Regions from separate parts of the Homo sapiens genome. Here regions 2, 3, 4 and 5 are each linked to region 1. The links are chromatin loops, found by intact Hi-C in ENCODE. Cell type or tissue: MCF 10A. All regions are shown on one strand.

The links. Hi-C counts contacts between places; a loop is a spot of excess contacts. Peaks named below come from ENCODE experiments on the same cell type or tissue, not always from the same donor. Only the 100,000 strongest peaks of a DNase experiment are listed, where the experiment ranks them.
Region 2: it touches region 1 in a loop (5-fold over the local background); 4 of 110 quality-filtered maps call a loop at or near these places.
Region 3: it touches region 1 in a loop (11-fold over the local background); 11 of 110 quality-filtered maps call a loop at or near these places.
Region 4: a loop joins it to region 1, with 8 times the contacts of the local background. A loop is called at or near these places in 4 of 110 quality-filtered maps.
Region 5: it touches region 1 in a loop (4-fold over the local background); 4 of 110 quality-filtered maps call a loop at or near these places.

Annotation. Positions count from the first base shown.
Region 1 is chr15:39,170,346-39,175,345 of GRCh38, forward strand. The region is part of intron 1 of LOC105370777 (a long non-coding RNA gene); the gene reads right to left. LOC105370780 (a long non-coding RNA gene) reads left to right here and starts at 3,250. Exons shown (of 3, transcript XR_007064591.1): 1 at 3,250-3,334. RefSeq lists enhancers at 1,019-1,974, 1,975-2,930 and a silencer at 1,703-1,997. In MCF 10A, a CTCF peak has its summit at 1,890 (motif pointing right); a DNase peak (open chromatin) is centred at 1,866.
Region 2 is chr15:39,509,566-39,514,565 of GRCh38, forward strand. LOC105370784 (a long non-coding RNA gene) reads right to left here. Exons shown (of 3, transcript XR_001751505.1): 2 at 4,234-4,616; 3 at 2,841-3,074. Among named protein-coding and RNA genes, the nearest start is that of THBS1, 69 kb to the right of the region's middle. In MCF 10A, no CTCF peak of the experiment used is centred here; a DNase peak (open chromatin) is centred at 1,946.
Region 3 is chr15:39,304,004-39,309,003 of GRCh38, forward strand. The region is part of intron 1 of LOC105370777 (a long non-coding RNA gene); the gene reads right to left. Among named protein-coding and RNA genes, the nearest start is that of LINC02915, 56 kb to the left of the region's middle. In MCF 10A, no CTCF peak of the experiment used is centred here; no DNase peak of the experiment used is centred here.
Region 4 is chr15:39,388,858-39,393,857 of GRCh38, forward strand. The region is part of intron 1 of LOC105370777 (a long non-coding RNA gene); the gene reads right to left. Among named protein-coding and RNA genes, the nearest start is that of LINC02915, 140 kb to the left of the region's middle. In MCF 10A, no CTCF peak of the experiment used is centred here; a DNase peak (open chromatin) is centred at 2,524.
Region 5 is chr15:39,495,031-39,500,030 of GRCh38, forward strand. No RefSeq gene overlaps it. Among named protein-coding and RNA genes, the nearest start is that of THBS1, 84 kb to the right of the region's middle. In MCF 10A, no CTCF peak of the experiment used is centred here; no DNase peak of the experiment used is centred here.

The sequences.
Region 1 (5,000 bases):
GCCTGTTTTATTTTCTTGCCCCAAGTAATGTTCTCTCTCAGTCTCTGAGGACTTAATAGCTCCATAAAGGCAAGGATCTTTAATTTTTTTTCGGTTTTATTCACTGCTTTATATCTAGAGCCTAAAACGATGTCTGGCATACAATAAACACTCAATATTTATTGACTGTTGAATGAGTTTTGGTTTTTAAATTTAGATGATGAAAGCAAATATATATCTAGCCACTAGTATGTGCCAAATACTCTTTTAAGCACTTTACACCTATTAACTTATTTAATCCTTAAAATAACCCACACAGGCACAGAGAGAATATAAATTTGTCCAAGTTTATTGGCAGAGGCAGGATTTGAACTCAAGCAGTCTGCCTCTGAGTCATTAACCACTGCACTACTACCGACTCTCTAGATAGCATACTTGGTAGAGAAAAAACATGTATGTTTTCCTTGCTTTTTAATATTAATTTTTAATTTTATATTTCTAAGTTATTTTATTAATTTAAATATATATTCATGTATGCACTGACTATATATTACAAATTTGTGGTTCAAAATTCAAAAGGTACAAAGAGATATAAAAGGAAAAGTCTCTCTCCTCACTCCTGTTCTTGAGCCAACCAGTTCTCCTTCCTAGAGGCAGCCAACAGCTTGTTCAAGTCTAATTCTGGCTCTGCGCTCCCCAGACATGTAACTTCAGGCAGAATACCTAATTTTTCTGTGCCTTGGTTCTCCGGCCTGAAAAATGGGGATAATAAAATACCTCCCACATGGAGTTTTTATGAGAATTAAGTGAATTAATATTTGTAAAATGCTTAGAATGGTACCTGTCACAAAATAAGTGCCAATAAATATTAGCCATTATTAATTTTGTGAGTCCTTCCAGATAGTTTACTCATATGTAAGATATATACATATATACACACACACACCTACACATACTCCTTTACCTCTCCCCCAGCCATTTTTTTTACAAATACAATTATGCACCTTGCTTTTCTCACATTTTAATTAAAAAATAAGTCCGCAAATATATTTTCTTCTGATAACCCACTATCAGCATTTCTGATGTGTGTCTTCTTGGCTTGAAGAAGGATAACTATGGTTTCCTGCTACTTTTTTTATTATTTCTTATTATTGTGATGGACATTGACGGAGAATAGCCATTCTGAGGGCAACCTGCGATAGGTAGGAATTAACAAAATCAGTCATGAAAAATGAGTGATGGTATAGATTGTGACCTTTTGAAGCTGGTTTTGGTCTCTGATCCATGTGGCTGTGGCAGCACCAAGAATTTCTGTATCAGGAAGTTGGGTACTAGCAATGATCTGACAAGAAAGTGGGGCCGGGGGATCTGTCTTAGAGTTGCATTTTCATAGAAAACATACTGTTTTCACCTGGCTTTAACACATATATGAAGTGGGGGTGTTTGCTGATGCAAGCTGTGAAGGAGAGGCATTATACCTGCCCCCCTCCCCTTTCCATCAAAGCATTCCTTGACCCTACCCCTGCCTCATGGCACTGTTGCCCTTGGCTCTACCATTTGGAGAAACAAAACAAAATGAAAACAAAACAAAAGAGAGAAACATAAGACCCATTTTCCTGATAGGCGCCCTGCCCGTAGAAGAAGAGCTGCAGCTTTGGCCCAGTCGGGAGGGTATGACAACCCCAAGTAGAGAGCTACTGAGAGAGGGAAGAGGAGAAGTAGGGGTTTTAATTGCAATTGCATTTTGATAGGAAGGGTAGTTGATCATACAACAGGTGAAGGAGGTCTTCTAGGGAGTGGGAGGGCCCAGACACTGGCTGTTAGCCAAATCCTCTCTCAGCTGCTCCCTGTGGTTTGGTGACTCAGGATTACAGAGGCATCCTGTTTCAGGGAACAAAAAGATTTTAGCTGCCAGCAGAGAGCACCACATACATTAGAATGGTAAGGACTGCCACCTCCTTCAAGAACAGGAGTGAGGGTGGTGGTGAATGGGAATGGAAGCCTGCATTCCCTGATGCATTTGTGCTCTCTCAAATCCTGTCTTAGTCTTAGGAAAGGAAGTAAAGTTTCAAGGACGGTTCCGAACTGCTTTTTGTCTCTGGGCTCAAGTTAGAGAACCTTGCAATCCTCAAAGATGTTAGGGCAGGAACAATCTGTCTTTCCAACCCCGTTTGAATGGCTTTTAGGTCACAAGTTATCCAAGAATGTCAGGGAAACTTTGCAGTTACACACCGACTCTCTGGTAAGGAAGCTCCAGAGAGACTGTGCCATGTGATGTCCCACATCAGTAGCCTGGAAGCCACAGAGTAACCCCAGACCCCTGACTCCCGGTCCCTTTGTCCTCTGAGGAGCTTCTCGGTCAGGGCCCTCATCCCAAATTCAGCCTTGTTGACCTTTTTCAAACTCAGCACTGAAAGGCTTCAAGGGCAACAGGAAGTCCCCAGGGAAGGGCAGCATCACCTTTAGGGGCTGCTGCTTTACTGGCTCTGTGCACAGAGAGTTCTGCACATGGAATGTGGACACTACATGTTTCTGAGCTGCTGCAGCTGCTCTGAACAAACGGACTCCCCCACTCCCGGGGAATCGAAACTACACAGTTTCACTCTGTCTTGTTGTGTTGTCAGCTGGCTTTCAGCATTCCCTTGTCCCCACAGAAACCTCTACATGGATCCCTTGCATGGGTGTTGTACAATGGGAGCTTTCATTCCTGCTTTGGCACCTGCAACCCTGGGTTAACAGTACCATGGAGCGGAGAAAGCGTTTACCAGAGTGCGGTGCCGCGATCCCACCCCGTGCAGCAGTTGAGCAGAGGCAAGTAGCAGGGCTATGTGTGCCTGCAGGGAAGGAGGGGAGATGAATCATGGGAGAACCATTCCCGCTGCTACCCTGAGTACTCGGAATGTCAACTACAAGTGTATTGTGTGAGGCAAAATGATACCCAATATTTACCCCTAACATATTCTGGGCTCCCAGGGGAAAACAGACCACAGAACCAAATGTACCAGCCAGGGTTCTTGGTTACAAGCCACAGAATCCATTCTTAATCAGAAGGCTGGTTCTGGAGCCAGGCTTTGAGGTCTCCATTCTGTCTTTATCTGTTACTCGCTGTAGGACCTATAAACCAATTATTCAACCACTCTGGGCTTCAGATTTTCATTCGTCAGATGAGGGCAGAAGGATTAATGCATTGAATATATGTGAACTAACTGGAGCAGGGCCTGACTCATATGAAGCATTCTGTTAACCATCATCACCATCACCACTACCACCACCACCACCATCATCATCATCATGATCATCATCATCATCAATTTATCCTCAATCAGAAGGTCATGGAAGCAGATTCAGAAAATGGGTAGGCATTAAGGGAGGATAAGCAGCAGGATTAATAGCAAAGTTTACGCTGCAGAAACAGCCTGATTAGAATGCTGTCCCTGGCACCACTGCCACGGCCTATGGTAGACACCACTGCCATCTCAGCTAGTCAGTCACCTCTATGGTCACTACTGAACACTGCTATAGTGAAATCAATTATCAATTCAGTTTTTCTCTACTTGCTCCAAATTCGAAATCTAATATGGAAGCAAATAATTGCCAAACCCCAGTTCACCTGTCTGAGACCTTTATGTCAGGGTTGAACAGAAATTGCATCTCATCCATTCTGTTTTCTGTACTGGGAAGTTGTGTTCTGTCTCCTATAAAGGCTCACATAATAGGGGATTCTTCCATTGCAGGGCAGACAATACCAACAACCCCAAATTCAACATTGGCAAATGTCCATACACAAAGAAAAGTGCGTAATAATGGTATGACACTAGGGCCACAGTGGTCACTACTTCTTGGGGAAGTCAGGAGCTCTCTCCTAAGCCTTTCTTCTAGGGCCTGCCTGGCTCAATGGATGACACTTCATGCATTCAGTTGCACAAGCTAGAATCCCAGGTATCATCCCTGACACCTGTCTCTCCCTTACGCCACATAGCCAATCCATCACGCACCATCCTTTCAATTTCACTGCCTGAAGTCACTTAAATCCACCTCTTTCCTTCTACTTCCTAATCCAAACAACCACTTCTGTGCAGTTAGACTATTACAATAACCTCATCACAGATCTCCCTGCCTTGTATCTGACCTCTCTCTACTCTGTTCTCCTACAACAACCACAGTTATCTTTTCAAAATGCAAATCTGAGAATCCATTAACCTTTCAGTTTAATGGTTTCGTAAGTCTCAGGTTAAAGACAAACTCATTAACATGCTCACATGGTCTTGCCTGCTTTGGTTTCTACTCTAAATTCAAATGTCCTGTGCTCTCACTCACTGCACACCAGACACAGTGCTCTTCCTACTGCCCCTATTCTACACATGCTCCCTCTTGCTACAAAGCCTTGTCCCACCTAGGGCACTTTCCTCCCCTCTTTTCCTGTTTATCCCTATTGTTAGTTGGTGGTCAGATCAAGTGTTACTTCTTCAGGTGAGCCTTCCCTGACCCTGGAAAATCTTCTTATTCCAGATTCTCAAAGCATCCTGAAACTTTTCTACACAAACATTCATCACAATTGTGCCACTTATCGTTTATTATTTATATAACACATGAAAGCAAGGACCATGTCTAACCATTGCCTAGCAAATCCCATTTGTTGAGGGAATTAATGAATGAAAATATAGCTTCTTATTGGAGGTTAAATTTATCATTGATTTTGAGGCCTGATTGAGTTTGTTGCATGGAGAAGAGGAGTAAAAGCATTTCAAGAATAGAAATAGGGGATTCAAAAGTCCCCAGATATGCAAGGAAAGGGTGTATTTGGAGAAAGTTTAGCATGGCTGTTGTACAGAGTGAGTGGAGATGGATGAGAGGGAGAAGGAAAGCAGCATATAAGGCTAGTGAGGGTTGGGACTAATTGCACAGGACTTTGAATGTGTGATAAGGTGTTGAGATGCACTTTTCTTTGTGTTTATGGAGATAATCTGTATGCCTGAGCAGAGGAAAGTCATAATCAGAAATGCAGAATGAGAGTTGAGGCA
Region 2 (5,000 bases), 340 kb after region 1:
TGTGCCACGTGACTATATTTTACATTTTTCAGCACTTGTTAAATGTATTTGATTACATTTCTGTTTGGGTTTGTTTGTTTATTTAGTACACATTCACTGTTCTGCAGACTGAGATTCTATAGTTAACCAATTGGGAGAACTACGCCCTGGAATATAGGATCCTTGATTAGTCACTGCTCATAAGAAAATAATTTTTAAAACAACAACAACAAAAACCCTTCAAAATTGACACAATGGTTGTATTCAGAGCTTTTAACCTTTTCTAAGAACAAATCAGTGGATCTATGCAGACACAAAAGAGACTGAGACTTGGCCTCCCGGGAACCACACCCCAGAGGGCGGGGGATCTGGACGTGGCCACACTTCAGGTCGCTCGGGTTTTCTATCCATCAGGCCACCACTGGCAACTCACTTGCTATGATGAATACCGCTTTCTTCCTGCAGCCGCAAGTCAGTGACATTTTGGTCATGAAACCCACATGCACTGGCTCTAAACTGCAGCGCCTCTCTGGGGTCTGGGGGTGGAGGGTGACTCCTCATGCTACAGCAGCTGCAGGAAGCGCTGGGTGACATCACCTCCCCCTAAGCCAAGAAGGTCAGGCCCAGAGCAGCCATCTTTGGACAGAAAACACACAAATAATCCACCTCTTTCCACCCTGGAGAATGAGCTCACAACTGCGGGGGGCCCAGCTCTGTATGCATGCCAGGTGATGTCAGGGTGAGTGTCCTGGCATCCTGACACTCTGCAGGTGCTCCATTCATGGACACCCCACAGTCCACACCAGATGGCAGCGTGGGAGAGGGACATCAGCTCTAGACCTTCCCTCACTTCTAGTTATAAGCCTTTGGGGGACTGACTCGCCCATTTTCTTGGACTGTGTTATATGAATGTTGGGCCAATCATAATGGGATAGATACTGGGGTAGGGTGGGGATGGAGAAGGGCTTCTCTAGAGGTTTCTGTACAAATAAAATTCCTGGCAATAAGCTCTCACTTCTATCATCAACTGCTATTCTCTGGGTCATGGAAAATCCTGCATGGTTGGTCACACAGGGGGATGGAGTGGAAAAGTTGAAAGAGAACTGATTGGCTCTCGGAAAGGTGAACAGAGCTATAATAGAATGGAAGAGAAGCCCACACAACAAGTTGGACAACCTGACACCTAACCTGGGCTTCCCGATTCCGGACTTTGCTTTGTCCAAAGCCAAGTGGCAAAGAGAGTTCAAAATTACCCTGTATTTTGATTCCATGAAAAATGAGATTTTTTGTTGTTGTTCAATTGCTGATACACTTGGCCTTACTATACCCTGCTTTCTCATCGCAAATAGAAAATGGGCATGAATATAAATAGTGTGTTTCTTTGAATCCCTCAAAAGAAAAGTTTCCAGTTTGACACCCACATTTAAATTGCCTATAATTTCCTCATTGGAATCTTTGAAGCCCAAGGCCTTTCTGTGTCAGGAGGTGACTGTTGATCTGCCTGACAGATGACGTGTCGGGGACACTCACATGGTTACCTTAGAAAGATGTACCCTTAAAAGGAAGAAGTCCCATCAAGCATTGACTCCAGCATTTAATCTCATGCCGGAAGCTGACTGAGGTGGCTATTTAAGGAAGGAAAGGAGACAAGGAAGACAGGAGGGAGAGAAAGCAGGACAAATGGAAAGAGGAAATGGAGAGATGGTATGGGGAAAGGGAAAAGAAAGGAAGGGAAGCATGGAGGGAGGAAGAGATGGAAGGAAGGAGGAAAAGGGGGAAGAAAACTTGAGCTAATGAGGAGCCCATTGGATTCTGTAAATAAACCACAGAAACAATGAAGCCTGGTTCTTCTGAAAAGGGTTCCCACTTTCCCCAACTTCATCCTGGTTCAACCAGCCTCAAGACTGAGGCGACTCAGGCAGCTCTCAGCGGCTTCAGCCTGCAGTCCCAGTGGGCTGTGAGTCACGGGCTGCGCTGCAAGCAGGCTGCTCTGAGAGAGCCCTGGAGAGCTGGCCGTGGGTGTTCAGACCATTCCTGCTGCTGGTCAGGAACGTCCCTTCAGGAAGTTCGTTCACTCCAAGGTCGTTCTCTTTAGGATTTAATGAACAAGCCACAAAAATGAAGGGGACCCAAGGTTTGAATCCTGAAGCCCCAAACAATATGCCAGCCAGTTTATTTTTCCTCTTGGAGCTTAGCACATCCTTCAGGAAACTGCAGAAAAGAGTGACCTCGTCGTGAAGGTTCCTGCCTGTAAAAGACACAGTCCTTTCATGGCACACAGATGCCTCTGGCAGGGCAGAGGAAAATGCTTCAACTTCGACAAAAGAGGCATCTCTACCTGCTGTCAACAGCTGGCTCCTGGCAGAACTGGGAAGGTCCAGGGACAAGAATCTGAATCCTACATCCTCAGCCTACTGGGGCCAACAGCACCTTTGCCTCTCAGCACCCATCAATCACAGCCCTCCACCAGCTCATCCTCGATGAGTTGTCCCTAAGCAGTTCAGCCCCATAGCCTTCTCTTGGGATGACTCCAGGCTTTCCCCACACTTCTGTCATTACCAAGCTGAACAAAACAGCTCCTCTCCTGGAATTCATCCAGCTGCCGACTTGCGAGGGTACATGAGCAGCTGTTGTTACAGTGGAGAGAAGAGGGTGTGGGCTTTAGAGTCAGACAGCCAGGGCTCGAATTCCAGTTCTGCAATTACTTGCTGGTGACCTTGGGAAAGTAACTTAACTTCTCTGAGACTCAACTTTCCTATGCTAGAAGTCATGATAATAATAGTAGGGTCGTTATGAGGATTGCATGTGTCATCTCTCTGAGAGCAGAGAAACTGTCTATTTATTAGTGTTTAACCCACATAAAGCATTGAGTAAATATTTATTGAATACATGCAAAATGCTTCACACAGTGTTTAGCACATAGACGACTGCAATGAATGGATAGTATTATCTTCCTTCTCTTTATTTTCTGCCTCTCTCAATGCTTCCCATGGAGGAGCTTATTTTGACCCTTGTGTCAGTCAGGGTCCCAGCAGGAAACAGATGTTGTGTTCCAAATGGGGAGATCTTCATGAAGGAGCCATCTGCAGGGGTGGCTGAGAGAACCAACAGGGAGAGTTAAGCATCCCACAAGTAGCCACAGCAGAAAGGTGCCAACTCTCCTCTCCCTGGAGGGTCAAGCAGGGAGCTGCTACCAGAGCCCTAAGTGAGAGAGCTATAGCTGTGAGGCCAGCTGCAGAGGATCCAAACCCTTCAGGGAACAGCAGAGCAGGGAGGGAAAAGGGGAAATTAACACCCAAGCCTTCCTCTCCTCCCACTCTATGATCTCTTGCTGCTGCCTCCCAATGGCCAAGCCCAATATCCACTGATGAGATCCTTGTAAATCAGCTTCCACAGAGCAGCCCAGAGAAGGGTAGGCTGGATCTAGCAGTGCAAATGGAGAAAATCTAGCACAGCCATTAAATCTCCAAGGATTTATGTGAATAGTCATCTTTCCTCATCTACATAGGTTCTTCTGCAGATTTACACTACAAAAGACAATATCTTCTCAAAAAAAGCTGAGATCAACAGGAGACTTTAGATTCAAAGATGATATGAACCACAATTTCACCTTGTACGTCTTCCTGTTGGGGGAATCTAAACAACTGGAGCACAGCTGTTCCATGGAGCTGGTTCCACAGCTGTATCACACCTTTGCTGCCCTTTCTCATACTACAAATTTTTACATGTAAAATCTAGAAATGGACATATTTCCATGCCTTGAAAACAATAGAAGGTGAATCCAGGCATGAATAACCTATAGGTAATTTTCTATGTTTGCAATATATGGGTATTTTTAAATACATAATAATTAAAATCTACTGACACTTTCCTGTCATCTTTGTATTGCATATTGTGTTTGTAAGAAGAAATTCTAGGCTTGAAGAGCTAAATAAGTCCACTGCTAAAGTGCTGGCATATTGGTGGCAGGGGATAAGCCAGATAGCAATTGGAAGCCAGTTCTGCAGAGGCCCCCTGGTCTTTGAAGGTTGGCATTCACTTTCCCAACACTGCACAGGTTGGGTGGACATCCTGCTAACTGGCATTCAGCCCTACTACCCAACAGCTGCCAAGAGGCCCAACGCCTTCACTGGATGTGGAACTCAGTGCTGGTATCTGAACACTAGCCCTCTAGAGGGTCAGCTTCATCTGTTAAGTGTATGCAAAAATGTATAAAGCAAGACGATAACCATGTTAAAATGAAAGCATACTCACAGTGAGGCATGGTTAGTTCTTCATGGACTCTGCTTCAATCTAGTTACCTGGCCCTGAGAAAATGGCTGTATTTAGAAATGGATGGAAGAAATGAAGGTGTTGATGAGGATAGCCAAGAATTTTGGAGCATTTCTTTTGTTCTAGACACTACACTAACTGACTCACATAGGTTAACTCAACCCCATGGCCCCCTACCCCGCCTCGCAAATAAGCATATGTTGTAGATTTTCCTTTAGAGATGAGGAACACAAAGCCAAGTGATATTAAGTTACTTGCCTAAGATAACAAAGCTGATGAGTGGAAGAGCTGGGATTGAAAATCAAGCAGTCTAACTCCAGATTGTACTTTTAACCACCAGACGATTCTGCCTCTGATTATGTTCCCTAAATATTCAGAGAGAGAGAGAGAAAAAAATTGGAAGAACATGTATTTTTCAACTTAAAAGCAGCTTGCTTCAGAGAGTGAGATAATAAGTGAATGTTTCTCTCTACTTTCTACTTTTTTGCTCTTTATTTTATTTAGGAGTCAATATATTAATTTCATAATGGAAAACATAAACTTCATGTCAAAAACCTATTTGAGGAATCTGGTTCTGTTATGAAAGTATGAGTCCCCTATAGCCTAGACCTCTTGCAGATGACAACTGCAAACCCTACACAGAATAGAAGCCAAGAATAGGCCAACACATATATAGTCAACTGATTTTCATTTAAGGTGCTAAGGCAATTTAATGAGGAAAGAATAGCCTTTCCAACACATGCTACCAA
Region 3 (5,000 bases), 130 kb after region 1:
CCCCTAAATATAGGAAAAGATGCTCTTTAGGAGGCAGTTGGCTTATTTTCCTGATGAATGGAAATGCTGTGTCTGAATAACTTGCAAAAGCAAAGTGGAAAATCTGCAGGTGCCACTCTTGAGTGCAGAGCCTTGCTATTTACTTATGGATCCCAGAGGTTTCTGACGTGGTCCTGGTATAAAAGATTCTAGGCAGCTGTGAAGAGTGAGTCCAGGGGTAGCCAATCCCGAGTTCTGTCTGGGCATGTATCACAGCCACAGTCACGGAGGCAAGTTTGTGAAGGTGGCTTAACACACAGCATGAGTATCCCAGCATCGTTGCTGAAATTGCTTCCTCCCTGCTGTCTCCCAGGAAACAGACTCACTGACCCAATCTTTTTCTGCATTTCTAATTTCTGCCATCAATGGCCAGTGATTATCTAAATGGGATTGCTCAAGTATGTCTTTACTGTATTGAAGATGAAATAGCAGCCACAAGGCATTTTTTAAGCATGAACTACCTTTAGTATAAAATAAACTATTTCATTTATTCAGCTCATCATCTGTTATCCTTAAACAGTTCCATATGCATTGGTTTATATTTGATATACAAGACTGCTGAGCCATAGCACCCACGTGGTAACAGCAGGCACACGTTTTAAACAAGCTTGATGTTACTGCCCTATAATATCCTGCCACAGAGCATTCTTTCCTAAGAGTACAATGCTCTTTGTGAATATCACCTCATTAATTCTGGGAGAGGCAGTGACAATCCCTTTCCCCGCATTTTACCCGTAAGGAAACAGAACCACAGAGAGATTCAGAGTGAGCCAAGATGATGTGCAGTTACTTGATGGCAGGATCACAGATAAATTCCTCATTTCATTTGAACTGAAGACTTTACATCCTGCCCCACCCACACGATGCCAATTCATCAAGCCCTAACGAATAAAGCTACCTAACATCCATCCCTGAACTTTATATGTATCCTGGAGTCTCCTCAATCCTCTCCAATTTGTTTGGGTCACGGCCATTCCAGAATCTACTCATGGTACTTTTTGTATCAGGCAGGTTTTATTCTCTGAGGTTTGGGCTCTAGTTTCCACCCACATTCACAAACAATGGGCACAGTCATGGAGGCTCTGAATGCAAAGCTGTGGACTCTTCTCAGCATTTTTGTGGTTGTCTTGGACGTTCATAGGGATCCAAATGGACCGAGTACTTTGAGTTAGCACCAGTCTCTACTTTTAAACTATTCAAAACAGCCCTGTAAAACTTAGAAATGGCTCATGACTAGGGTTGTTTTAATTAACCTTGGGTTTTTAATAAATTCTGTTTGTTAGCATTTTACAATTCAAGAATTCCACTACCTTATGTCTCAAAATAAAGTTAAATTTTAAGAAAGTATTTTCCATCTTGAGTAGCCTACCAGTTACTGTTGATGTCAATGATGCCAAATTTTTAGTGACTTGTTTCAGGTTTGATGAAGCTCATGATGACAGCTGTCTTTTGTGGCTTGTAGAAAAGCAAAGGAAATGCAGAAAAAAGACATCTGATCTGAAATTACTTGGTGGGTAAATGTGAATTTGATATCTGTGAGAAGCAAGTAATATTCCAGTTGTCTTCAGGTTATTTTCTCCAGCAATTTTGCACCATCGCTACATCTCTAATATCACTGTAGGTTGTCTTTCTCAGTGTGAAAAATAAATAATGAAAATCTCTAGGTTGGACTAAAGCAAAGGACAACAATGGGTCAGCCACATCAATCTCCCTTGTGCTCTCAGTTCTCCTCAAGTATTTCGTTTTCATGGCATTCCTCAGTCCACCTAACCATCTGGGCCCATAAACAAAAATATTCATTAGTCCCTTAACAAAGAAACCTTATTCACATGGTTCCAAAGCCATGAGTACATTCTCAATTTTTAAAATTTTTTAATTAAAAAATAAAAGTTGAATATATTTATGGTATACAACATATTTTGAAATATGTATACATTGTGGAATGGCTACATCAAGCTAATTATCACATGCATTGCCTCACATGCTTATCATTTTTAGGGGCTGAGAATACTTAAAGTCTACTCTCTTAGTAATTTTCCAGTGTATGTTGTACAACAGATCTCTTGAATTTATTCTCATAAGTGAAATGTTGCACCCTTTCACGAGTATCTTCTCTCTGCCCCCATCCTCTAGACCTTGGTAACCATCCCTGTACTCTCTACTTCCATGAGTTCAAAGTTTTTAGATTCCACGTATAAGTGAGATCATATGGTATTTGTCTTTCCATGTCTGGCTTATTTCACTTAACATAATGTCCTCCACGTCCATCTGTACTGATGTAAATGGCAGGATATTCTTATTTTTTTCAGGCTGAATAGTATTTCTTTGTGTATATATACCACATTTTCTTTATCCATTAATCCACTGATGCATTTAGACATTTAGGTTGATTTCACAGCTTGGCTATTGGGACTAATGCTGCAATAAACGTGAGCATGCAGATATCTCTTCAACATACTTATTTCATTTCCTTTGGATATATACCCAGTTGTGGGATTGCTGGATCATATGGTAATCCCATTTTTAATTTTTTGAGGAAATTCTGTACTATTTTCCATTATGGCTATACTAATTTACATTCCCAATAACGGTGTGCAAGAGTTCCTTTTTCCCTACATCCTCACCAATAGTTGTTATTTTTTGTCTTTTTGATAATAACCATTCTAATAGGTCTGAGATGATATCTTATTGTGCTTTTAATTTGCATTTCTCTGATGATTAATGATGTTGAGCACCTTTCCATATGTCTGATGGCCATTTGTATGTCTTCTTTCGAGAAATGTCTACTCAGGTCCTTTGTCCACTTGTGAATCAAGTTATTTGTGTTCTTGCTATTGAGTTGAGGTCCTTATATATTTTGGATATTACCCCTCATTAGATGTATACTTTGCAAATATTTTCTCCCATTCTGTAGATTGTTCCTTCACTCTGTTGTTTCCTTTCCTGTGCAGAAGCTTTTTCGTTTGATAAAATGTCATGTGTCTAGTTTTGCTTTTGCTGCCTATGCTTTGAATTCATATCTAAAAAATAATTGCCCAGACCAATGTCATGAAGGTTTCCTCCTATGTTTTTTTCCAGTAGTTTTACATTTTCAGGCCTTATGTTTAAGTTTTTAATCCATTTTGAGTAGATTTTTGTCTGACGTAAGACGGGGGTCTAATTTTATTCTTCTGCATGTGAATATCCAGTTTTCTGAGCACAACTTAGCAAAGTCTTCTCTCCCCATTGTGTGTTCTTGGCATCTTTGTCAAAAATCAATTGACCATGAATGCATGATTTATTTCTGGGATCTCTATTCTGTTCTATTGGTCTATGTGTCTGCTTTTATGACAGCACCATGCTGTTTTAGTTACTATAGCTTTGTAGTAGATTTTGAAGTCAGATAGTGTGATGTCTACAGCTTTGTTCTTTTTGCTCAAGATTGCTTTGGCTATTCAGGGTCTTTTGTGGTTCTATATGAATTTTAGGATTTTTTTCTACTTATGTGAAAAATGTTATTCACAATTTCATAGGGATTGCATTCAATCTGTAGATCACTTTGGGTAGTATGGACGTTTTGACAATATCAATTCTTCGGATCCATGAACACAGAATATCTTTCTATTTATTTGTGTCTTCAACTTTTTTCATCAATGTTTTATAGTTTTCAGTGTACAAATCTTTCACCTCTTTAAATGTAATCCTAAATATTTTTATAGCTATTACGTATGGGATCATTTTCTTGATTTCCTTTTTAGGTAATTTTTTTGTAAGTATATAGAAATGCTACTGATTTTCGTGTATTGATTTTTGTATTCTGCAACTTTACTGAATTCACTTATTAGTTCTAATAGATATTTGCTGAAATCTTTAGATTTTCTAAATATAAGATCATGTCTGCAAACAGAGACAATGAACTTTTTCCTTTTTAATTTGGATACCTTTTACTTCCTTCCTTTGTCTAATTGCTCTGGCTAGAAATTCCAGTACTATGTTAAATAGAAGTGATGAGAGTGGGCATCCTGGTCTTGAACCTGATATTAGAGGAAAAATCTCTGAACTTTTCACCACTGAGTTGGATGTTAGCTATGGGTTTGCAGTATATGGGCTTCATTGTGTTGAGGTACATTTCTTCTATACCGAATCTGTTGAGAGTTTTTAATCAGGAAAAAATGTTGCATTTTGTCAAATGCTTTTTCTGAAACTATTGAGATGATCATATGGTTTTTATCCCTTCTGTTAATATGGTGTATAACATTTATTGATTTGCATATGTTGAGCCATCCTTGCACCCTAGGGTTAAATCCCATGTAATCACGGTGAATGGTCTTTCTAATGTGCTATTGAATTTGGTTTGCTGGTACTTTGTTGAAGATTTTTGCATTTATGTTCTTGAAGCATACTGGACTATAATTTTCTCTTCTTGCAGTGTCCTTGTCTAGTTTTGTTATCAGGGTAATGCTTGCCTTGTAAAAAGAGTTTGGAAGTATTCCTTCCTCTTTGGTTTTTTGGAAAATATGAGTTCTTCTTTAAATATTTGGTAGAATTCATCAGTGAAGTCAGCAGGTCCTTGGACATTCTCATTTGAATGTTCCATTTTTATGATGTCATTCATTGAGCTACAAAAGAACCACTTGATACTAGTGTCCAAATTCCAGTACTTTAATGAGGTACACAGATTCTCACCTAAACTCTTTACATGTACACTACTCTTTAAAGATACTTAAAATAATCTTAAACTAAGTGAGCAGTGGATAGAATTGAGGTAATCCTGACATAGTCTACATACAAGTGCTTTCTTACAGCAAAATAGAAACAACAGAATCTGATTCTATACCTAGGTCTTGTTTCTTCAATAATCTTTGAGTTAATCTGTCCCAGAATTAATGCCTGTGCCATTGCCCAGAATGCTGAATGACCCTGGCCGATACATGTTGACTTGCTCAGAAGTCTCTTCAGGGGAAGCTAGCTAAACATGATCT
Region 4 (5,000 bases), 220 kb after region 1:
AGAGGGTGAACGCAATCTCTGGAGGGAAGCCCTGACTTCAGGCAGCTCAGGTAAGATGTGGAGTACAAGGAAGATGCACATGGGCTGTGGGTGGTAGAAGGACACACTAGAGGAGAAAGTATACTGTCCTGAAAATATCTGAAGATTAAGTATGTGTTTAAGTATACTAGAAAAGATCGTTTTAAAAATTACAAGTGCTAAATTACAAGCACTTGCTTAAATTTTGCATGGGATACATAAGACTGCCTGCATATTTATTTATTAGCACAACTACACGACAGTGCCCAGTGTATAATAGGTGCTCAATTAGTATTTTTATTTTTTATTTATGTTTTTGAGACGGAGTCTTGCTATGTCACCTGGGCTGGAGTGGTGGCCCGATCTCGGCTCACTGCAACCTCTACCTCCCAGGTTCAAGCAATTCTCCTGCCTCAGCCTCCAAGTAGCTGGGATTACAGGCGAGCACCACCCACCCAGCTAATTTTCGTATTTTTAGTAGAGATGGGGTTTCACCATGTTGGCCAAGCTGGTCTCCAACTCCTGTCCTCAAGTGATCCACCTACCTCGGCCTCCCAAAGTGCTGGGATTACAGGCGTGAGCCACCGTGCCGGGCTTCAATTAGTATTTTTAGAAGGATGTATAGTATAAAGAGCACTGGCTTGAGAGTCAGGAGACCTGGATTCTAATACTGACTCTACCGTTAACTGAGTAACCTCAGGAAAATCACTGACATTCTTTGGGTCTCAAGGTTTCCCTCTATAAAGCAGAAGATAAATTGAATGGTCGTAAGATCACTTCCTATGTGCCTATGTCTATGTCTCTATCAGTGCTATAAGAAGGCCAGGTCCCTGCACTACAGTAAGAATATTCTCCCGAGAAATTACTCAGCAGAATCACAAAGGCAGGGAAGTGAATGGGACTTTCGGTGAATGGCAACTACAGGTAGTCTGATGTGGCTGGAGAACCAGGTTGTGGAAAGATAATACAGGCGAGGACAATGGCAGGCCTGAAAGTAATCACTGAAGGGGTAACGAGTGAACAGCCAGATTCAGGAGTGAACACCAGATTCATCAAATCACCAAAATGATTTGAGTCCATCTAAGACAAATAATGTCTGTAATTTGTCAATGGGGATGTCATCCTGTATTTTTATAGGGCAGTGGATTTTAAACTTTATTCCACATAAGAATCACTTTGTTAAATTTTTTTTTAGTAATGGTGTCTGGGTCCCATCACCAGAGACTCTAATTCAGTAGAACTGGAGGAGAACCTTTGTATGGTGCTTTACAGGTTATGAAAGTTTCAATGATACCCTTTGATCCTCACAGCTAACAGAAAGGGGTCAGAGTGGAATTATCACCATTTCACATATGAGAAAACCGAGGCTCAAAGAAATGGCATCTATCCAAAAAGCAGGAGGCAGAAATGAGACTCTGCACCAATGTTCTGAACCCAGGTCCAGTGCTTTTTCACTATGGCTCAGCTGCCTAAACTGAAAACAAGGGTTTAAGGTGAAAACAATTTATTGCTCAACTCAAAAAAACAATAGAACAGAGAAGCACCATTTAAGGTTAGCAAAAGGATAAGTTGAAACACAATGGAAAAGCACTTCTTTGAATGTAGTTAAGACATTCATGGACCTATTAACCCAAAGATGTAGTAGGTGATCATCAATGGTTCAAATGAGGTTTCAGTAAATTCATAGATGAAGGATCCATTCTCTTAACTATTTGAGAACAACACCATATCATCTCATGCATTTGTCCGAGACCAAATACCAGACTGCATATATTATGTTGCTAATTGTCTACAAGTTATAGTCAGGTATACTCAGAGCTTATAGTCTTACCTGCCTCATCCTTCTACTGAAAATTTAGTTATCTGTGCCCTCAGAAAAGAGAAACAGCATAGACAAGTGAAACAACCAAATCAGCTACAAAATATGGAGATGTGGTGATTATCCCAATACTGCAGAAAGACTCTGGACCCCTTGTGTGACATCAGACAAGCTAGTTATTACATGGTTAATATAGGGAAGGAAACTTATAGTTATCAGATGCCTACAGTGTGGTAGCCACATTGTGTGCAGGGCACTTTATATACACCATCACATTTAGTTCCCTTGGGAATCTCAAAAGGCCAGTGTTATAATTATCTCCTTTTCACAGGTGAGGAAAATCAGGTTCACAGAGGTTAAATAATATGCCCAAGGCTACAGAGCTCCACATAGTACAATCAAGATATGTCTGTCTCCAAAGTTTCCACTATTTAACATTTCTTATAGACTACCAAAAGGTGCGAAAACCTGGTGCAATGTAATAAATGACCAAGTGAAAAGACTTTCCCATTATGAGATGGCCTCCGTATCTAGAGAGCCGCAAGTCAGACGCTTCAGCAGCAGCTTCTGGGAGCAGAACTGTGAAGCTCATATCATTAGCAGCAGCATCTGGCACACAATCAGGAAGACAGGGCACCTGACCTACAGGATTGGGATGCATTTGATCCTTACGCTGGCACGTTCCCCATGAGCTGAGAGTGTTTCCCCTAGTGTGGGAAACCCTGCCTCAATTAGTCACCCAGATATTGCACAACAGATATGGCATTTCCAAAGCATGGCACGCTAACTGTCAAAAATAAATAAATAAATAACAAGAGCAAGAATGGGTGCAGCCAGAAGGTTGTTAAATAATCAAATTTTCACTGCCTTTTACAAAAGCCAGAGCTCATAGAAGCTGCTGCCTTCAATTTTACAGGGTTCTAAGCCCTAAGGAAACAGATAGCATTACACATACCATCCTTAAATACAAACCCAGTTGAGACATACATAGTTGGTGTGGAGGACTGGGTGCCCTCACTTTAACACTGAGAAACTGCCAGGAAATGTACAGCTTAGCTAGTACTAATTAGTGCTGATCCAACACCCCAAATACAGTAGGCATTTAAAGCATTAAATCACAAAGAAACTACCACCTCATCTCTAGCTTAGACTGTTGAAGTAGCTTCATTCCTGCTATCCCTTCATTCTTTACCACCTTTCAACCCACTTTCCACCAGCAGCCAGCCCCTCTTCTTGAAACACAGATCTGATTGTGTTGTGCCACTGCTCAAAAACGTCTTTGGTTTCCTGATGTTCTAATAAAAAAGTTAAAACGCATGACTAGCTGCCCTCATCAGCCTCATCTCATTCCACTCTCCCTTGCACCCACTAAGCTCTACTTTATCCTTCTTTTAGGTCCTTAACCTAAAACCTGCATGCATCAGGACCTTATCACATGTCATGTCCTTGCCTGAATCACAATCTTCCTCCCCATCCCCACCCCACCATCTTAGCTCATTTCTTTTCATTCACCATTATTTCTGTCTAAATGTCACTTTTTCAGAATTGTGAAATTCTGTGAATACACTGTCTCCTATTATATTTTCTCATACGACTCAGTGTTTCACCTTCAAGACAATTGCAATTAGAATGCAATAATTAAGTATTCAGATCTCTGTGAATGTCTGTTTTTCCTACTAGAACGTAAACAATGAGAGCAGGAGAAAATGACCATCTTATTCATTGCTCTATTCCTGTTTTGTACATTAAATTGTTCAGTCAATACTTGTTGAGCAAATAAGAATGGATAAACATGGTTAACCTTTCTCTGAAAAACGTATTTTAAAATTCTAAAAATCTAGAGAGAATTCAAAACAGGTTTCCTGCTGGACTGACAGCTTATCCCTACATGTCAAATTTTCACTCCCAGGCACAGAATGACCCATTACACTGAGTAGATACTCCCGTCTGCTATCAGATGCCTGCCTAGTGTCACAGCATCTCATCTGCAAGATGACTCACATCTCGTCTGTGAGATAACCTACAATCTGGGTTACATGCATCTGCAGCACCTCATCTGCAAGATAACCCCCAATCTGGGTTATAAGCACAGAACTCATCTCCTCAGGAAATGATATCAAATAATAAGAAATAAATTGCTTGCCTTGCATAAAAAGAGCCATTCAATAAATGTTGTATTATAATCTGAGAATTGAACAAGGCCTATGAAAAAGTCCTGCATTTATGCCTAAAAGTTTAGTTCATGACTTCAAATATTGAAACCCACTTTTTACAAAGTAGTATGTGTCTTTGACTTTTAAAAAGTGCATTTTACCGTGTTGGTTGAGAAAATATAATAATCTTAGTTAGACTCTTCCTCTAACCTCCCAAATCAAAACCAAACCAAAATAAAACAGCACTCTGAGAGGTTTAAGCTGTATATAATGAAGCAAAAGTTGCTGTCTGTACTCCAGGAATCTGGAGTCCCAGAGAAGGTGTGGACATTGTTGGAAATTGGCTTCTAGCCCACAAATCTCTGCTCTGTCCATGTAACTAGTGATAACCATAGCCATAGTCTGCAGATACACCATTGTAGTGCAATGATGGAGGGATAGCACTTAAATATGAAAACAGCAATTAAGAGCATATTTACCATTTTCTTCTTAGTATATATCCTACAAGTGTGCAGGATAGTTTGCTAGATGCTAAAACAACGACATAAAAAATGACAGGAGGGAAATGCAAATAAATAAAGGACAAGCCCCGAAAAGCATTAAGGCAGTAACCAAGCTGAGTAAATAAACACCAGTGCCTGTATTTTTATTATTTTCTAATACCTAGTAATGTGAAGTACAGGTGAGATATGGAAAAATAAGCTTAGTGTTGTGGCAGTTTCAGGGACAGAATATACACAAGAAATCACTTAAAATATTAAGGGAAAGAAAGACAAAATGCACATGCCACAGAGAACAAACAGGCCAGCAAGTCAGTGATAGCTCACACCTGCATATAAACCCTTTCCTGCTCCAGCCACGTCAGACTCCCTTGTCCTCCCCACACAGCAACCAATCCTGAGTGTCCACGGCTCCAGAGGTATGGTTGGGAACCCCCTCTGTGAGTTTTCACAGATGCATCATCCTAGCATAGCACCAGCTGACTTGGTGTCTGACACAGCTGTCAGAGA
Region 5 (5,000 bases), 320 kb after region 1:
ACACAGTGCTTGGCATATAGTAAGGATTCAAAGGCACTTTTTTTAAAAAAGGCAAAGTATCATTATTAAAATAATTATGTAAGACATTAATGTAGCGAAGGTTTAACAGATATTTATGCATTTGTTAAATGAACAAGCACTCAACATAGTACCCAGTAGACGGAGCAGCGGAAAATCTAAGTATTATCTGGCCTATCTCTTACAATTAGTGTTTCTATAGTGGTAAAAAGTTTTGTTTTGTTTTGTTTTGGAGAAATAGTAGCTACTATCTAATAAGGAATTATGAGCGGTAGGGCCAGAATATGAACTGAATGTGATATGAATAAAGTTTGTGCTTTTCATTTCATGCTGATGGCTAAATCTAACATTTCATGTCTTTTTTTAATTTTTAGAATTTTTATTCTTTGAGAGTTTTTTGATACAAATGTATGGGATACATGTGAAATTTTGTTACATGTTTATAATGTGCAGTGATCAAGTCAGGGTATTTAGGGTGTCCATCTCCCAAGTACAACACATTTTTGTTTAACTATAGTAGTCACCCTACTCTGTTATTAAACATCTAATTTGTTCCTTCTATCTAGCTGTATGTTTGCACCCTTTAACTCACTTTTCTTCATCCTCCCCCAACCCTCACACCCACCCTTCCTAGTATCTGTTCTCTATCTTTCCACTCTCAACCTCCATGTGACCAGATTTTTTAGTGAGAATATGTGATGTTGGTCTTTTTGCACCTGGCTTATTCCACTTAATGACCTCCAGTTCCATCCAAGTTGATGAAAATAACATGGTTTCATTAGTCATCCACCCTTCATTCTTTATTAATTGGGAAACATTGCTGGCAAATCACTACACTGGACCCCATTCTTCAAGACACACCTCAGCTAAGCTATTTACTCTTTGCTATTGCTGGTGGAATAGCCACGAAGTGCCACCCCACGAGCTGTCACCTCTCTTAATGTTCACAACTTTTGAAGGCAGGTATTATTGCCACGTGTTATACATGAGGAAGCCAGCACCCAAAGACATGAAATAACTTGCCTGGAATCACACAATTAGTATGTGACAGGGCAAGAATTTGAGGCTGAGCCTCTTGTCTGCTCCAGGTCAACACCCTGAAAGCCTCTGTGTGGCACACAGAGGCTCCTAAGGCACCAGCCTCCTATTTCTCACCCAGGAGCCCAGCTGCCAGAGACCACACAGCAAGAGAGAAAGCCTGCTCCTTCCGGTGCAATCAGAAGACAAACCCGGCACATTTTCAAATTCCACACTGCATGGTGAAAATATTTTCATGACTTTAGCCCTACAGTATTTCAAGGACTTCCCTTCCTCTGCAGAAAACATAGATGCTGAAATTCCAAATGCCTCCCTCAAGAGAAAATAAACCTCTTGTTCTTGTTTCTTCCAAAAGAAGCTCCATTTCTTTTGGGAGAAAAGAATCAATCTCTTATCATCAAAAGAATGGATTTAACCAATATTCTTTGCCTTTTTCAGGTTTTCTTTTGCTTGGGCTCTCTCCCAACCAAAAGCCATGGAACATACTCGCCCCAAGGCACCATCAATGTGTCCTAAACACTACTACTCCCCCAGCTGGGCTGGAGATAGCTCCATCCAGCAGACCCTGCCCTGGCAGAGGTGCAGCCAGGGAACTCTCACCTAATTAAAGGACAATCCGGCAGCTCCTACAACGTCACTTGAGTCTGGATGGAGAGAAGACAGGAAACACAGGATTCCAAAATTACAGCCTGAGGCTTTTATTCCAGAGTCCCTTTCAAAGGCATGGATGTCTATTTGGGTACATGTGGTGGTCATCAGAGAAGAGTCAGAAGGCTCAGACCCCTCGGGAATGGGCAAAGCAAAGAAAGACACAATAAGCCTGGCAAGACCTCGTATCTCAGCTTAGAATGTTTTTTTTCACTCAGTCTCATGAACAGATTTAGAAATACCATCTGCAGCTCTCCTCCAAGGTTTCTCAAAGGTCCTTGGAGTTATCTGGGGACAAAAATGCCAATTTTGTAAATAAAGAAACTGAAGCCAATAAGAAGGTGACTAGCTTAGGGATTTTTGGAAATTTCTTTGGGAAACTGGGAAAGAACCTATATTGGTCTCCACATCATTTTCTCTGAAGTCAGGAACTTGGATGGGCAGCTCAGGACTGCCACCTAAGCTTCAGTTTACTCACCTGTAAAATAAAGCTACTGATAATACCTACCTCATAAGGATATTGTTAGGATTAAATGAGACGACCTTGGTAAAAGGGTGTAGCAGTCAGGGGCCCATGTGGAGACAGAAAGCACACAGCAATGTGAACTGAAAAGGTTGATTACAAAGAACTATTAATGGGAAATTAGCTAAGAAAAGGGAATTTAAAAAGAGCTCTAAAGAATACCCCAGATCTGAGAGAAAGAACCTAAGAAACAAACTTGGAAGGGGAGACCCTGCCCCCTAGGCTGGGATTCAGACCTCCTTGGAGAGGGCATGACTGCAGCACATGGATGGCAGGGAAGCTGTTGGCCAGAACGGGGCAGCAGGCAGCAGAGCAGCAAAGCACAAGAGGGAAACCTCCCCTCCTGCTGAGATGCTACCGATCAGAGAACCACACACCTGCACTGGCAAGCTGGGATAAGCACCAGTGGGTGTCCATGCACTGCTGGCCACTACACGCCTCGGGAGCAGGCCGAAAGCAGAACATCAGAACCAGGGAGAAGGTCCCCCAGGGTCCCTCCAATGCTCTGCCAGCTGGCAGTGGAGAAATGTTCCAATATGACAAGCAAGGCCACGAGCAGTGGATTTGGAGCTGAGCAGTAATAAGCTGGTAACTGGCAAAGAGGCCTCATTATCATACATCTCCTATAGAGTCATATTGCCAGAGGATGTGGGCAGTAGGGGTGCAGCGTGAGTGCAACTGCTATCTACCTCAACTCTGAATTGGGCTTATCTTCCAAATTTGCAGATGGGCACACGTGGTTTGGGAAACAGCATTGAGTGCTACTAGAAAGCTGTGACCTCCTGCTCTACACACCAGGATCTGTGAAGCTCTCTCTCTCTCTCTGCTAAGCTGTACACTCAGGGAAAGCCTCCACAACCATTTGAGTCACCAGTTGTTCTTTCAAAGGACCCACCCAAATCCAGAGCTGTGTAAGTAACATTGATCATAGACATGGGACAGCACTGGCAAAAATAAACATAAAAAAAATAAAATCAGCTAGAATGAAATCTACTTCTGACCCCCATCTTCCTACCCAAGAGTCTCTTGTAGCCACTGTAGATAACACAGGAAGAGGAGGAGAGGCAACTTTGCACCATCATTCCTGAACATGAGGCAATAGACACTGACTTACCTTGCAACTAGGTGGATTTGAATCAGACCTAAAGAAAAATGTCCATAATTGCATGAGAATCATACTGGGTTTGGTAACACCCGCAAAAAGCTGCAAAGCCTTCTTTTTAAAAGAAGATGCTTTCTGATGGCTCCAGCCTCACCCAGCTTGTGAGTAGGGGTTTGGCTGGGATAATTGCTTGAGGTACTTTCCTGCTGCCAGCTCCTATGCAGAGGTAACAATGTGTGCCATAACTCGGGATAAAACAGAAAGAGGGGCTGTGGAGGGAAGACCTTTGAGGGCCTCATTTCCCTTCCCAGCATGTGCCAAGGACAGTCCCTCGCAACAGCCCCAGGGGTCCTTAGCGGGAAGCTGTTTCAGGCCCCACGGGAGACAGCAATAACCCACCATTACTGGATAAACAGTCCAGGACAAAACAACTGAGAAATGATGACATTCTGAAATAACGCAGCAGTTCTTGTGTCCAGGAATTTCTCTTTGAGGAAGAAAACAAGGGGCCTCCTACTTGGCTGTGTGATTGGCAGGGGAGAAAGAGCATATTTCAGCTCAGTATGTATAGATGTGCTCCAGGCTGGGCTGGGCTGGGCTGCAGTTTTTCCATCTACATTTTTGAGGAGCTTCCAATTTCTTCTGAATAAACATTTTCCAAATAATCCTGCCTGAAAACTGTCCCTCATCAACTTAGAACATGCTTTCCTTTCTCAAGGTGATGCCACAAGGGAGTTGTCAAGACCCATAGTACCCCACTAGCCTGGAAGAACTTGTCTGAAAACTTTGGTGGAGCTTTTCAGAATCACAAGGCTCTAGAACAAGGTGGGGTAGATCTCCCAGAGCTTGTACCTTGTACTTTAAAATGAACTTGAAAATGAACACTCCAACTGGCTTATTTTCCAAATGAGGCATCCAGGGCTCAATGTGGTAATGAACTTGTCTGAGAACACACAGTCAGCTAACAGTAAGTAGTGAATCTGACATTTCTCTCTCCCTTACCTCACCCTGGGCCTTCCTCCAACCCCATATTCCAGATACCCTAAAGCATCCAGAGATGAGCGTCCAGATAATCTTGTTTGGTTTTTTTTGCCTGTCTGTCCTGAGTTCAACCAGTCATGAAAAATGACTTTGGTTGGATAGGACACAGCAGGAGTAGTGGTCAGGGCTATGGCTAGATTTAGGGCAAGGGCTAGGGTTTGGGCTAGGATGGAGTTAAGAGAATAATCCAAAAATAAAGTAGCATCCTCCCTAAATGTATCTCAGTTTCCATTTTCATCTGGTCTGTCCTAGGTCCTTGGATATTAATAATATGAACAAAATTAGCAAACAGAGACATAAACTGACCAGTTTTAGAAGGAAGAGTATATAGCTTGGTTACTCTACAGTATCATGGTACTAAAACCAGTGTGTATCTGTTATCAATTACTGTGTAACAAACTACCCCCAACGTGCTTAAAATGCAACCATTTTATTGCATAAACGTCTTGAAGGTTAGGAATTTGGGCAATGCTCAACAGGAACAGCTCATCTGTGTTGCACATGGTGTTGGCCAAGGCAGCTAAGCTGGGGCTGGAGAATCTAAGAAGGTCTCACTCGCACGCCTGGGCCATGGTGCTGGCTGTTAGCTGGAGAGCCTCTCTCTCCATGTGGCCTCCCCCTCCAGCAGAA